2 separate regions of the Homo sapiens genome follow, and region 1 is linked to region 2. Evidence: chromatin loops called from intact Hi-C (ENCODE). Cell type or tissue: heart left ventricle. All regions are shown on one strand. Links, peaks and the distances in the headings refer to the core of each region. The heading gives the core; the rest is flanking DNA.

Evidence for each region. Hi-C counts contacts between places; a loop is a spot of excess contacts. Peaks named below come from ENCODE experiments on the same cell type or tissue, not always from the same donor. Only the 100,000 strongest peaks of a DNase experiment are listed, where the experiment ranks them.
Region 1: a loop joins it to region 2, with 8 times the contacts of the local background. A loop is called at or near these places in 1 of 110 quality-filtered maps.

The regions. Positions count from the first base shown.
Region 1 is chr7:66,744,623-66,752,452 of GRCh38, forward strand. All of the region lies in intron 1 of RABGEF1 (RAB guanine nucleotide exchange factor 1), which reads left to right. Among named protein-coding and RNA genes, the nearest start is that of RABGEF1, 7.8 kb to the left of the region's middle. RefSeq lists an enhancer at 6,080-6,139. In heart left ventricle, for the core only: no CTCF peak of the experiment used is centred there; a DNase peak (open chromatin) is centred at 4,379; H3K27ac peaks cover 919 bases.
Region 2 is chr7:66,077,895-66,085,724 of GRCh38, forward strand. It overlaps ASL (argininosuccinate lyase), which reads left to right. Exons shown (of 17, transcript NM_000048.4): 3 at 3,909-4,103; 4 at 4,474-4,557; 5 at 4,986-5,042; 6 at 5,183-5,280. Among named protein-coding and RNA genes, the nearest start is that of ASL, 6.0 kb to the left of the region's middle. In heart left ventricle, for the core only: no CTCF peak of the experiment used is centred there; no DNase peak of the experiment used is centred there.

The sequences.
Region 1 (7,830 bases), core at 2,300-6,299, 670 kb after region 2:
GCGCCACTGCACTCCAGCCTGGGCGACAGAGCCAGACTCCGTCTCAAAAAAAAAAAAAAAAAAAAGATGCTTGACGTGAATGTATACTCATTTCCTAGTTGTTTCTTTCTATAAGGATGTCTGACCTGGCTAATTTGTAAACAGGAATTCTGCATTCATTTCTCTCTTTGCTTTCTCAACCCCAATTGAGCACACAAGTGTTTAATGAGTACTTAACTGATTTGATAAGAATAACTCATTGATTTCTTTGATTTTTTGTTGCTGGTTTTCAGTGAAAAAAATGTTATCAGCCGCACACGGTGGCTCACGCCTGTAATCCCAGCACTTTGGGAAGCTGAGGCGGGTGGATCATGAGGTCACGAGATCCAGACCATCCTGGCTAACATGGTAAAACCCCATCTCTAATAAAAATACAAAAAATTAGCCGGGCATGGTTGCAGGCGCCTGTAGTCTCAGTTACTCAGGAGGCTGAGGCAGGAGAATGGCGTGAACCCGGGAGGCGGAGCTTGCAGTGAGCCGAGATTGTGCCACTGCACTCCAGCCTGAGCGACAGAGCGAGACTCCATCTCAAAAAAAAAAAAAATGATATCAGTACTTACTCATTGTGATGTCTACATATAGAACTAAAATTCTGTTTACTTATGTGAGTCTTTGGCTAGAGACATAGAATTTCAGTCTTGACTGTGTGAGCTTAATTTCTGGCATGTGGGTTTTTATTGGCTGCAGAGGAAACATCTCTAGCAGAGATGACCTATCCCTCAAATGTAGGAAATACCTGTGTAAACCTAACACCTGTGACTCAGAATAGAAATGGTACCAAGTGAGTGGCTTCTTAGCCCATCAGTAAAGTTATCACACCATAGGCTGGGTGCGGTGGCTCACACCTGTAATCCCAACACTTTGGGAGGCTGAGGTGGGCAGATCACTTAAGGCCAGGAGTTTGAGACCAGCCTGGATCAAGATGGCAAAACTCCGTCTCTACTAAAATGCAAAAAACTTAGCCAGGCATGGTGATGTGCGCCTGTGATCTCAGCTACTCGGGAGTCTGAGGCACAAGAATCTCTTGATCCCGGGAGGCGGAAATTGCAATGAGCCGAGATTGTGCCACTGCACTCCAGCTTGGGCAACAGAGTGAGACTCTATCTCAAAAAAAAAAAAAAAAAAGTGATCACACTAAAACCAAGAGTTTCAGGCTGGTGCAGTGGCTCATGCCTATAATACCAGTGCTTTGGGAGGCCAAAGTGGGAGAATCGCTTGAGCCTAGGAGTTCCAGGCTGCAGTGAGCTGTGATCAAGCCACTGCACTACAGCCTGAGTGACAGAGTGATACCCTGTCTCTATAAAAAGAAGTTTCATAGTACAGGCCAAACATCTTGAAAATCTTATTAAATGTACACTTCTTTCATAGAGCACTGTAGAAACATCATGTGTGTTGTTTCACATGGCTGAAGTGAGTTTAAATGATCTGGACTATTGTTACAATATGTAAACATGTGAAATAACAGTTATCCCACTTAATATTATTTAACTTATGTTTATCTCTTTGATGTTTGGATAAAGCTCCTAAAATGCTTTAGGAAAACATTATACTTTTATGGTGCTGTTTTGAAGTTTCCTGTGAAATTCCTGTTTTCAATGAAGTTACTGTCAGTGGGATAGGAAGTGTGATTTTTTTTTTTTACTTTTCTTTTTTTCTTTTTGAGACGGAGTCTTGCTCTGTTGCCCAGGCTGGAGTGCAGTGGCGCGATCTTGGCTCACTGCAACCTCTGCTTCCTGGGTTCAAGGATTCTTCTGCCTCAGCCTCCCGAGTAGTTAACCACCATACCCAGCTAATTTTTTTTGTATTTTTAGTAGAGACGGGGTTTCACCATATTGGCCAGGCTGATCTCGAACTCCTGACCTCGTGATCCACCCGCCTCGGCCTCCCAAAGTGCTGCGATTACAGGCGTGAGCCACCGTGCCCGGCAGGAAGTGCAATTTTTATTTATAATATAACCTTTTTTTTTTTTTTTTTTTTTTGAGAACAGAGTCTTGCTCTGTCACCCAGGCTGGAGTGTGGTGGCACGATCTCTACTCACTGCAACTTCCACCTCCCCGGTTCAAGCGATTCTTGTGCCTCAGCCACCTGAGTAGCTGGGAATATGGGCTCCTGCCACCACGTCCGGCTAATTTTTTTTTTTGCTGGAGTGAGACTGAGTTTCAGCCTTGTTGCCCAGGCTGGAGTGCAATAGTGCGATCTTGGCTTACTACAACCTCTGCCTCCTGGGTTCAAGTGATTCTCCTGCCTCAGCTTCCCAAGTAGCTGGTGTTAACAGGCACGCGCCACCATGCTGAGCTAATTTTTTTATTTTTAGTAGAGACGGGGTTTCACCATGTTGGCCAGGCTGGTCTCGAATTTCTGACCTCAGGTGATCCACCTGCCTTGGCCTCCCAAAGTGCTGGGATTACAGGTGTGAGCTACCGTGCCCGGCCCTAGTGGAACATTTTAATTTGTTTCTGGTAGCATAGCTCTCTTGGCAATGGTCATTAAGAGGGCCAAATACCATTATTATGATCAATTAATTAAATGTGGTTAAAAGTCAGAAGTTAGAATAAGTATGTGTTCATGAATGCGTAAAATATTACACACTGAGAGAGTATTAAGCTTTTTAATTTTCCCCCAGTAACAGTGAGCAGATTGCTGAAATCTCTGAAGCAGGAATGTAACAAGAGTTTTGAGGGCTCTAAATTCTCTGCTGTTTCACCCTAAGGAATGGTTTGGCAGCATCCTCTATGCTAGGCACAGAACAACTCAGGAGGAATTGTACAAAGACCTTATGAACCACATTTGAAGCTAGTCTGTTCAGTTCCCATTCAAAATAAATACACAACTGTAATTGAATTTATGGTGATTTGGTCTGTATGCTAAAATTAAAAATCGCTTTTGGGGGATTTTCACATAGGGGTATATTTATAATTTTCTGTGTGCTTTGCAGTTAAAAATACATAGTGAAAGTTTTATTTTTGTAGTTCCTCTGTTGTACAGAGGAAATTTAAATTCTTAAAATTAGAATTTTCTAATTTTAAGCACTTTCATTTTTCCTTTAGAAGGTACTTTGGAGCACATAAAAGAAAATGCCATTAGAAATTGAACATAGAAAATGTTTATTAATCGAAGAAAATGTTTTCTTATTGTGCTATAATTTTTTTCAGTGGAACATATCATTTACTTATTCCATTATTCCACATCTTGTTCCAGAAAGGGTTTGTAATGACTTACAAAGATACGTGCGACATACTGTTGGTAACATAACAGATAAGTGGGTGAGGAATGCAGGACTGAGGGAAAATTAAGATGGAAACAGGAATGAGCTGTGTACACAGAGCACTTGGACTGAAGTCTTAAGTGCAGAGGGCCACAAATTTGGCTTTGCTTTTGAGTAGCCAATTAAGAGAGAAATATAATCAGTTACATGGGTCAGTGACCATACGACAAAAGAGATCATTTCTGCTTTGGATTCCCAAAGACTTTCCAGCATGCGTTTCAAAGGGCTGGGTGTCGAGTTTTACTTTGTGTGTTAGTAAAACTCCTTATTGGCTTTTTGTGTAAGACGGTGACATAACATCAAAACATTCCGTAAAAGCATTTCTCTTGCCTGCAAAATAATGTGATCCGAGTACTTAGATCTCTAGGCTGATTTAAGGATCTGTTTTAGATTATCTAGATGAGTAGGTGGATTGCACATTCTTCACCTACCTTCCATACTTTCTCAGTGGATCTTTTGTAATGAATTTATCAGCAGTGGGGTTTGAGTTTGTGCTTCCTCACAAGTTCCTTGAATGCATCTGTTTTCTGTTGTTGGTGAATCACGGAACCATATGTTTTAACAGGCATGGTTTATCGTGGGGGTATCACGATGGAACAGTCTGACAAGGGCACATATTTGTTTGTTTGTTTTTTGAGGAAAATCACTTTATTCTAATTAACTCAACAAAGAATAAAATCATAACGGCTAGTTCAAGGGTGCCACACAAACATCTACCCAGCCATCTTAATGAAATTCTACACAGTAAGAATTTCCTTTTCCATTGCAGTCCTGAAGCAGGGACGCTATGAGAGAGGAGAGGTTTACCTGATGATTACACTTTATACCTTCACTATCAATTGTATTTTTGTGCTAAATCACTTGGTTATGAGAGCTGATTTTCCATTTCTCCAATTCGAACTTTCTGATTAGACCAATCTGTTTGCAAGTCTGCACTGTTTCAGCACCTTATTGAAACCCTCACAGAGTTTTCTGTCACCCTGGTTCTGGGCACTCTCCAAAAACTGTTTTATGTCATAAGAGCAAGGCCGCTGCTGCTTTGCTGGCTGGGTTCCCTGAGGCTCTTGGTAGGTGATATCAGGCCTTCAGGCTCACCGTGACTTCCTCCACTGAAGCCCTGGTGGTGGCATGACCCAGTGTATGTCTGACAGGGGCACATATTTGAATGAAAGCCACCTCACCTCCATACAGAGATGGGCTGAGGGAATACCAAATATGAAGATGGGAGCAGATCCAGATCTACTCGTCTCAGATGAAATGTCCAGTAAGTTGTATTGCCTGTATTTTGCTCCAGCTGAACAGTTGCACTTTCAAGTAATAATAGTTCAAATTTATCAAATGCTAGCAGGAGCCATGCATTGTGTTAATGGAGAGAGACCATCCTTATTCACTCTTACTCAGTAAACAGTGGGTGAAACTGCCCTTGCCTAAATATAGTTATGTAATGCTGTGTTTCCTTAATTGTATATCCATAAAGCTTTTGACATTGTTTTCTAAATGTGTTCCTCAAAAAGGAGTTGGGCTAGTGACCAAAGTTTTGAATAGAATATTGTAAGAAAGCAAATACAAAGTGTAAAAACAAAAAACAGAACTTTGCGAGGTGTTGTTCACCTGTAGTCCCAACTACTTGGGAGGCTGAGGCAGGAGGATTGCCGGAGGTCAGGTATTAGAGGCTGCAGTGCACTATGATTGTGTCTGTAAATAGCCACTACACTCTAGCCTGGGCAACAAAGCAAGACTCCATCTCTAAAAACAAACAAACAGGCCAGGCACGGTGGCTCACACCTGTAATCTCAGCACTTTGGGAGGCCAAGGCGGGCGGATCACGAGGTCAGGAGATAGAGACCATCCTGGCTAACACAGTTAAACCCCGTCTCTACTAAAAATATTTTAAAAAATTAGCTGGGTGTGATGGTGGGCGCCTGTAGTCCCAGCTACTCGGGAGGCTGAAGCAGGAGAATCGCTGGAACCTGGGAGGCGGAGCTTGCAGTGAGCCGAGATCGCACCACTGCACTCCAGCGTGGGCGACAGAGCGAGACTCCATCTCAAAAACAAACAAACAAAACTACAGAATAATGAAATAGAATGTCCAAAATTTATCATAACTGGTGTCTCACGAGATAATACGTTTGGGTCCTGTTTAGCAAGTTGGATTATATTTTTATTTGTGTAAATTTATTGGCCGTTGCAGTTGGGGTTGTATTGAGAATGTAGATTTTGTCTGATGAGAGTGTAGATTTTATTTGTAGTGAGTGCATGTGGATTTTTATTTGTCTAGGGTTTTAAAAGTTGTATAGTCATGAATGGACACTTTTTAATACCATCTATGAGAAATTCAATGGCAAAGTGTTTTCATACCCATATGCTAACTGCTGATGCTTTTTATAAAACATTGTTAAGGTGTTACTTGCCCCAGGAAATACAATGTTTTATGACAGAGACAGTACTGAAATTCAGTATTTAAGTTCTTTAAATACCAGCTATGTTGAGTAGATATTACTTTCTCCCAAGAGCCTATTTTTGGTTTATGACATATTAGGGAACAAATTGCAGACACAGTTTTTTCATTACCTGTAAGAGCACTTATAGGATGTAAGCTATTTCCTTAAAGAGGAATTTTTGCCTTTTTAATACTTCTGTCTAGTAACTCAATGCATTAAAAGATACATATTTTTCTAGTGCTATAAATATATTGGTACATTTAAATATAATATACACACATATAATGGTGCTTGAGAAATAAGTTGAGATTATTTTAAGGTTAAGGTTCTTAGATTCTGACAGAAAAACTGATCAGCCAGTTGGACTACAGGTCCAACCAGTTCCAGCCCCAAACATGAGCAATAGTGATTATGGTAGTGATTCTGCCATTTACGTCAGTGAAATGCAAAGATTTCAGTTTCATTCTTCAGCAGACGCTTTATGTGTATTTGGAGAAGAATCTGAGTACTAGAAAATACTCTTCTCCTGTGTTTGTTCTGCTGTTAAATACACGGTTTGAATTCTTAATTTTAGAAATACTTTTCAGATCTAGAATTTCAGTTTGACACAAATTCCAATTCACAGTTGAAATTCTTAATCTTTTTATGTTTTCCCTCTTTTTTTCTTTTTTTTTTTTTTGAGACGGAGTCTCTCACATTGTCGCCTAGGCGGGAGTGCAGTGGTGTGATCTTGGCTCACTGCAACCTCCACCTCCCAGGTTCAAGCAATTCTCCTGCCTCAGCCTCCTGAGTAGCTGGAATTACAGACGTGCGCCACCGCACCTGGCTAATTTTTGTATTTTTAGTAGAGACGGGGTTTCACCGTGTTAGCCAGGCTGGTCTCGATCTCCTGACCTCAGGTGATCCGCCTGCCTCGGCCTCCCAAAGTGTTGGCATTACAGGCGTGAGCCACCGTACCTGGCCTTCCCTCTTTTTTTCTGTTTTTAAAAACATACCATTAAATAAGTCTTTCTGGTAAAATCAAGTATAAATCATCTGAGCATCTGTTTCTATTATCTGCGTTTCCTGTTGGTTTTTAGTTATCTGAATGTGAGACATCGTGAATACAGTAAGGGTCTGGATGATGCTATTTTTCAGAGAAGAAATCACTCTTCCTTTTGCTAGGCAGGTAGAGTGGGGCTGATCACCTAATACTGCTAGAGACTGAGCTGAGGGTTGAGGTTGTGTTGCAGGTTGGATAAGGCCGCATTTTGCTCTGATTTGCCCTTACTCCTAGCAGGTACCCACCTAAGACTTTCAGCTGATAGTCTGGGAGTTTATAGGAGTCCCTCCCCGACAGAGGTTTTATACTGTCATATTTGTCTCTTGAGAACAATGAGATTGCTGAAAATTTCACTCTTGATTTTCAGAGGCTTTTAGTTTTGTTTTGAAGCCTTCCCTGTGTGGCTATAGAATTTGGATTGTGTCTTCAGGGGAAAACCAGCCTCCTCCCCGGATCTTTGACTCCTATTTCACTGGGCCCTTGAGTCCCAAAAGTCAAAATCTTAGGCTGGGCACATTGGCTCACACCTGTAATCCCAGCACTTTGGGAAGCCAAGGTGGGAGGCTCACTTGAGCCCAGGACTTCAAGACCAGCCTGGGCAACAAAGACCCCATCTATATAAACAAACCAAAAAAAACCCGCAAAAAACTAGCCAGGTGTTGTGGCTTGAACTCAGCTACTCAGGAGGCTGAGGCTCAAGATTGCTTGAGGCCAGACGTTTGAGGCTACAGTGAGCCATGATTGTGCCACTGCATTCCAGCCTGAGTGACAGACTCTGTCCCAATTAAAAAAAAAAAGTCTTGGCTGGGCGAGGTGGCTCACGCCTGTAATCTCAGCGCTTTGGGAGTCCGAGGTGGACGGATCACAACAAGGTCAGGAGTTCGAGCCCAGCCTGGCCAACATGGTGAAACCCTGTCTCTACTAAAAATACAAAAATTAGCCAGGTATGGTGGCGGGCACCTGTAATCCCAGCTACTGGGAGGCTGAGGCAGGAGAATCACTTGAAACCAGAAGGTGGAGGTTGCAGTGAGCCGAGATCATGC
Region 2 (7,830 bases), core at 2,521-6,520:
TGCTACCACACTAGGCCTCCACTCTCCTCAGTGCCCAAGGGGAGGCACCTCACTCTGATCTCCCTGTGGGGTCCTCTTATGCCTGCCAGTAAGGATAGGAGTTTGGTTCTAGAGCAGAGTGGTCTGGCTTCCAACAAGCCCAGTGTTCTAGGTGACCTCAGGTTGCCCCAGGCCTTCCTGTAGGTTGGCACTAATTGGTTTGGCTGCAGCTCCACTTATTAAGTAGTTATTTTTATTACTAACAACCTAGGCAGGGTGGCCCAGGAGCCCGCTGGGGGAGGCGGTGCCAGGCTCCTGGCTGAGGGGCAGGCTGGCCCCAATTCTGACTGGCTGGCTCCAGTGATCAGGACCAGGGCCCCACGTGGTGCTTTGCTGGAGATCTAGGCTTGGTGGGGCAGCTGTGGGGTAAGGGGCAGGACCAGCTCAAAGATGGGGTGGGGGCGGAGGCTGCCTCTGCAGGGCAGAGTCCTTTGGCAGTCGGGACTGTTGGGCATAGAGGAGTCAGCTCACAGCTCAGGGCCAGAGCACTGGAGAGGTCTCTGGGGTGCATACAGGAACCAGGAGTGGAGCTGAAGCATGTCCTATCCCCTGCCAGCCCTCCCTTAGTAACAGCTGGCATTTCTCGAGTCCTTCCTGAGCACCAGGCACCGTGTTATGTATGCAATTTGCAAATATTATCTGATTAAATGCTCACAATAAGGCTATCAGAGAGGTACTATTATTATCCTTATCTTATTATTATTATTATTATTATTTTTAAGAAGGAGTCTTGCTCTGTCGCCCAAGCTGGAGTACAATGGCGCCATCTCTGCTCACCGCAACCTCTACCTCCAGGATTCAAGTGATTCTCCTGCTTCAGACTCCCAAGTGGCTGGGACTACAGCTTCCTGCCACCGCGCCTGGCTAATGTTTATATTTTTAGTACAGATGAGGTTTCACCATGTTGGCCAGGCTGATCTCGAACTCCTGACCTCAAGCGATCCACCTGCCTGGGCCTCCCAACCCTGAGGGTTTTTGTTTTTGTTTTTGTTTTGAGACAGAGTCTTGCTCTGTCGCCCAGGCTGGAGTGCAGTGGCACGATCTCAGCTCACTGCAAGCTCCGCCTCCCGGGTTCACGCCATTCTCCTGCCTCAGCCTCCCAAGTAGCTGGGACTACAGGCGCCCAACACCCCCATGCCTGGCTAATTTTTTTGTGTGTGTTTTCAGTAGAGACGGAGTTTCACCATGTTAGCCAGGATGGTCTCCATCTCCTGACCTCGTGATCTGCCCACCTCAGCCTCCCAAAGTGCTAGGATTATAGGTGTGAGCCACCACGCCCAGCCCCTGAGGTTTAATAATAGGTGCCAGGCCAGGTGGTTAATAGAAGTCTGGGGCATTGTAGGGGGACAGAGGAGGATATATGTCCCCATTGGCCATTGTAGACTCCCTTCCACAAAAAGGACGTCAGTGAAGTGACATGCCCACCTCTACCCCACCCTCCTCCCAGTCCTGGGCACTAGGGCTGCTCCCCAGGTGTTCTGTACCCCCTCCCCACTCTGTCCCATGCCCTGGCCTCTGCCCTCTTTCAAAACATAGATGTGGCTGGCGCCTAGGCTCATGCCTATAATCTCAGCACTTTGGGAAGCTGAGGCTGGAGGACAGCTTGAGCCCAGGAATTCAAGACCAGCCTGGGCAACATAGTGAGACCCTGTCTCTACCAATTATTTTATTTTATTTTATTTTGTTCATTTATTTATTTATTTTGAGACAGAGTTTTGCTCTGTCACCTAGGCTGGAGTGCAGTGGCGTGATCTTGGCTCACTGCAACCTCCGCCTCCCGGGTTCAAGCGATTCTCCTGCCTCAGCCTCCTAAGTAGCTGGAACTACAGGCGAGTGCCACCACGCCTGGCTAATTTTTGTATTTTTAGTAGAGACCAGGTTTCACCATGTTGACCAGGATGGTCTCTGTCTCCTGACCTCATGATCCACCCACCTTAGCCTTCCAAAATGCTGGGATTACAGGCATGAGCCACCACTCCCAGTCCTATAAAATTTTAAAAAAATGTCTGGGTGTGGTGGCGCATGCTTGTAGTCCCAACTATTGGGGAGGCTGAGGCAAGAGGATTGGTTGAGACCAGGAGTTTGAGGCTGCAGTGAGCTATGATGGTGCCACCGCACTCCAACCTGGGTAACAAAGTGAGACCCTGTGTCTAAAAAAGAATTTAAAGGCCGGGTGTGGTGGCTCACACCCGTAATCCCAGGACTTTGGGAGGCCGAGGTGGGCAGATCACGAGGTCAGATTAAGACCATCCTGGCTAACAAGGTGAAACCACGTCTCTACTGAAAAAAAAAAATACAAAAAATTAGCCAGGCATGGTGGTGGGCACCTGTAGTCCCAGCTACTCAGGAGGCTGAGGCAGGAGAATGGCGTGAATCTGGGAGGTGGAGCTTGCAGTGAGCCAAGATCCTGCCACTGCACTCCAGCCTGGGTGACAAAGAGAGACTCCATCTCAAAAAAAAAAAAAAAAAAAAAGAATTAAAAAAGATTTTTTTAATGAACAAAACAGGCTCGGCACAGTGGCTCATGCCTGTAATCCCAAGCACTTCGGGATGCCAAGGTCAGGGGATCACCTGAGATCAGGAGTTCGAGACCAGCCTGACCAACATGGTGAAACCCCGTCTCTACTAAAAATATAAAACTCAGCCAGGTGTGGTGGCACACGCCTGAAATTCCAGCTACTCGGGAGGCTGAGGCAGGAAAATTGGCTTGAAGCCGGGAGGTGGAGGTTGCAGTGAGCCGAGATCACGCCACTGCACTCCAGCCTAGGCAACAGAGTGAGACTCTATCTCAAAGAAAACGAACAAAACATAGATGCCTACATACCATTCCTCTGCCCTTGGCTCCTGGGGAGTAAGGGATCACCCAGTGACCTCCTAGAAGGCCAGTGACAATGGGGGGTGTCAGGGTGCTTTTCAGAGCCAAGGGAGTGGTAGGAATTGGGATCTTAGTCCAGCTCCAAGCTGTGAGGGAGAGAGTTGCAGGGCACTTAAGCTTGGTGGAGACCCTCAAGGCCTCTTTGCCTGTCCCTGCAGCAAAGGTTCTGGACACCAGAGCCAAGTCCAGAAGCCCTGGTGGAACAGGGGTGAAAAGCATAGGTTCTGACTTCAGACTGCTGGGCCGCAGCCCTGGCTATCCCACCCCAGGTGAGAGCAGGCTGCTCTGTGCCTCAGTTTCCCCATCTTCATAGTGGAATTGTATTGGTGCCTACCCAGAGGGTTGTGTCAACAATTAGGATGGCACCTAGCACCTTGGTCAGTGGTGGGAAAGGTTCCAGAAGTTCTGCTGTGGTCCCAGGGGTGTCTCAGGCCCTGCCATCATCTCCTTGGAGGGGTGCCATGTGGTGGGAAAGAACCCCAACTTCAAGGCCACACACAGTGGCTCATGCCTGTAATCCTAGCACTTTCAGAGGCCAAGATGGGAGGATCACCTGAGGTCAGGAGTTCAAGACCAGCCTGGCCAACATGGTGAAACCCCATCTCTACTAATGATACAAAAATTAGCTGGGTGTGGTGGCACGTGCCTGTAATCCCAGCTACTTGGGAGTCTGAGGCAGGAGAATCTCTTGAACCTGGGAGGCAGAGTTTGCAGTGAGCTGAGATGGCACCACTGTACTCCAGCCTGGCCGACAAAGTGAGACTCTGTCTCAAAAAAAAAAAAAAAGAACCCAAACTTTTGGTGTTCAGCCATGTTCCCATGCTCACTCCCAGGGTGGTGACTCTGGGAAGGTCTCAGCCTCCTTGTCTGCCCAGTTAGAATGATCTGATGCCCCTGCTACCATCAGACTTGATAAGTTTCCCAAAGACTCTTTGCAAGAAGCACTGTTCTGGAGGGTGGAGGAGAGACTAATTGTTCTTGCTCTCCTGGCCAGAGTGGGAAGCTTTGGGGTGGCCGGTTTGTGGGTGCAGTGGACCCCATCATGGAGAAGTTCAACGCGTCCATTGCCTACGACCGGCACCTTTGGGAGGTGGATGTTCAAGGCAGCAAAGCCTACAGCAGGGGCCTGGAGAAGGCAGGGCTCCTCACCAAGGCCGAGATGGACCAGATACTCCATGGCCTAGACAAGGTACTTGCCGTGGCCCAAGCCCCACCCAAGGCCCCTTCCCTGTGGCCCCAGGCTCCCACCAAATCCCTGAGCAAACAGTGCAGTGTTGCCCATCTGTGGTTTCACATTGAACTAATTATATACTCAAGTGCTGTTTAACTGTGTGCCTTGATGACTGCCTCTCTCCATCCTTTAATGACCCCTGTGGCCCACATGGCTCATGGGTAAAGGTGTGCTGGGCCTGAGATGCCCCCTCCCAGGGTGCGCTTCCAGGACTCAGCTCCTGGGCAGGGACAGTCAGTCACCAGGGATAGGGTGGGACCAAGGCAGGGGCTCTCTTGGCTGCTGATGCCTGCTCACCTGACCCCGGCATTGCTGCTACCCACTACAGGTGGCTGAGGAGTGGGCCCAGGGCACCTTCAAACTGAACTCCAATGATGAGGACATCCACACAGCCAATGAGCGCCGCCTGAAGGTACGACCCCTGGAGCCCCACCGCTTTCCTTGCCTCCCCTCTCCACCTTGCCCAGGGCCACTTTGAGCATTAGCACCATTCTGTTTACTTCGCCATTGGCAGACAGCATGTGAGACCTCAGGACATGAGCCAGGCACCCTGGCTCATGCCTATAATCCTAGCACTTTGGGAGGCTGAGGTGGGAGGATTGCTTGAGACCAGGAGTTCGAGACCAGCCTGGGCAACATAATGAGGTCCCACAGCTACAAAAATTAAAAAAAGAAAAGAAAAAAAGAACAGGCCTCAGCAGAAATGGCGAGAGATTTGGGGAGGACCCGGAGCCCTGGGGTATGGAGGTAGGTTGGCAGGGCTGATGAGGAAAACTGCCCTGCCTGGGTTGACTCCTCTGGGGGTATAGACCGTGACCCTGGGTCTCCCTTCACCTCCAGGAGCTCATTGGTGCAACGGCAGGGAAGCTGCACACGGGACGGAGCCGGAATGACCAGGTGCTTTAGCCCCTCCACCCCCTGCTCCGTGTTGTCCCAACCTTGAGGAGCCCAGGGGGCAGTTAGAGTTCTGCAGCGGTCCTGGCTCCTCAGGGAAGCAACACATCGGCCTCCCTGAGCACCATCTCCTCCTTGCACAGGTGGTCACAGACCTCAGGCTGTGGATGCGGCAGACCTGCTCCACGCTCTCGGGCCTCCTCTGGGAGCTCATTAGGACCATGGTGGATCGGGCAGAGGCGTGAGTCCTACAGGGACACCCAGGGGGCAGACAGAGGTGTGATGGAAGCCTGAACAGGAGACCTAGGGGGCAGGGGTGAACAGCGTGGGGGTGCCAGGCCCTGGGGGACAGGGGCATCCCAGAACTCCAGGATCGAGGCAGAGCAGCCAGGAGTGGGCCATTTCCTGCAGGCCCCAATACTCCCATGCCAGTCTAGCTCAGCAGGCAGAGAAGACTAACCCTTCGTGGGGCTGGGTGCGGTGGCTCACGCCTGTAATCTCAGCACTTTGGGAGGCCGAGGTGGGTGGATCACCTGAGGTCAGGAGTTCGAGACCAGCCTGGCCAACATGGGAAAACTCTGTCTCTACTAAAAATACAAAAATTAGGCAATGTGGTGGTGTGCGCCTGTAATCCCAGCTACTCGGGAGCCTGAGGCAGAAGAACTGCTTGAACCCGGGAGGAGGAGGTTGCAATGAGCCGAGATCGCGCCATTGCACTCCAGCCTGGGCTACAGAGCGAGACTCCTGTCTCAAAAAAAAAGAAAAAAAAAAAAGAAAACTCACCATTTGCAGATTTGAAGGCAGGAAGCTAAGCCAAGCACAGCTAGCTTGGCTGTGCCTGGAGCAGCCAGAGTCACTCCCCACACTGCCTGTCCCCCAGATCCCCCATCCTAAGCTTCGCCTCCCCATCCAGCCCATCTGGCAAAAGACAGAGCCAAAGGCTGCCTCCTGCTGGCCTCATTTCAGGCTTTGGCTTCTGGGACCTGGTGTCTTTGGGACTGGATTTGTTCCTTGCAGACCTGGACGAAGAGCTGCTGAGAAGTCTCCATGTGTTGTCAGAGACCCCTCCTCTTCCTCAACTCCCTGTGACCCCTGTTGTGCAGACTTGGGGGAAAACAAGGGCACAAGAATTGTCACCCAGCAGGTGGTGTGGGGCTGCTAGGAGGAACAGGGAGTGTCTGCTACTGAGTTCAGGGTTTCTTTAATTTTTTGTTGTTGTTGTTTGTTGTTGTTTTTTTTTTTTTGAGACAGGGTTTTGCTCTGTCACCTAGTCTGGAGTGTAGTGGCGCTATCTGAGCTAACTGCAAACTCTGCCTCCTGGGTTCAAGTGATTCTAGTGCCTCAGCCTCCCAAGTAGCTGAGATTACAGGTGTGCACCACCATGTCCAGCTAATTTTTGTATTTTTTTCAGTAGAGATGGGTTTTGCCATGTTGACCAGGCTGGTCTTGAACTCCTGAGCTCAGGTGATCTGCCCGCGTCGGCCTGCCAAAGTGCTAGGATTACACCCATAAGCCACTGCGCTCAGCTTAATTTTTAAATTTTTAACTTTTTAAATTGTCTTTAGAGATGAGATCCTGCTCTGTCACCTAGGCTGGAGTGCAATGGCTTGGTAATAGCTCACTGCAGTCTCAAACTCCTGGACTCAAATGATCCTCCCACCTCAGCTTTCTGAGTAGCTAGGACCACAGGTGTGCACCACCTGTGAGACAGAGTCTTGCTCTGTTGCCCAGGCTGGAGTGCAGTGGCGTGATCTCCACTCACTGCAACCTCTGCCTCCCAGGTTCACGCCATTCTCCTGCCTCAGCCTCCCGAGTAGCTGGGAGTACAGGTGCCCACCACCACGCCCGGCTAATTTTTTGTATTTTTAGTAGAGACGGGGTTTCACCATGTTAGCCAGGATGGTCTCAATCTCCCGACCTCATGATCCACCCACCTCGGACTCTCAAAGTGCTGGGATTACAGGTGTGAGCCACCGTGCCCAGCCGCGAATTCTTTAAATTTTTTGTAGAAACAGGGTCTCACTATGTGGCTCAGGCTGGTCTCAAACTCCCGGCCTTAAGTGATCCTTCCCTCTTGGCCTCCCAAAGTGCTGGGATTAAAGACTTGAGCCACCGTGCCTGGCCTTGAGTACAGAATTTCTTCATGGGGTGATGAAAATGTTCTAAAATTGGTTGTGGTGATGGTTGTACAGTAAAGTGTAAACTTTAAATGAGTAAATTGTGAATGATATCTCAGTAAAGCTGGTTTATTTAAAACAACAGGCCAGGTGCTGTGGCTCACGCCTGTAATCCCAGCACTTTGGAAGGCTGAGGCGGGTGAATCACCTGAGGTCAAGAGTTCGAGACCAGCCTGGCCAACATGGTGAAACCCCATCTCTACTAAAAATACACAAAATTAGCTGGGTGTGATGGTGGGCACCTGTAGTCCCAGCTACTTGGGAGGCAGGAGAATCTCTTGGACCTGGGAGGTGGAGGTTGTAGTGAGCCGAGATCACGCCACTGCATTCCAGCCTGGGCAACAAGAGCGAAACTCTTTCTCAAAAACAACAACAACAAAAAAACAGGCCAGGTATGGTGGCTCATATCTGTAATCCCAGCCCTTTGGGAGGCCAAGGCAGGAGGACTGCCTGAAACCAGGAGTTTCAGACCACTCTGGGCAACATAGCAAGACCCCATCTTTTTTTTTTTTTTTGAGACGGAGTCTCGCTCTGTCGCCCAGGCTGAAGTGCAATGGTGCAATCTCAACTCACTGCAAGCTCTGCCTCCTGGGTTCATGCCATTCTCCTGCCTC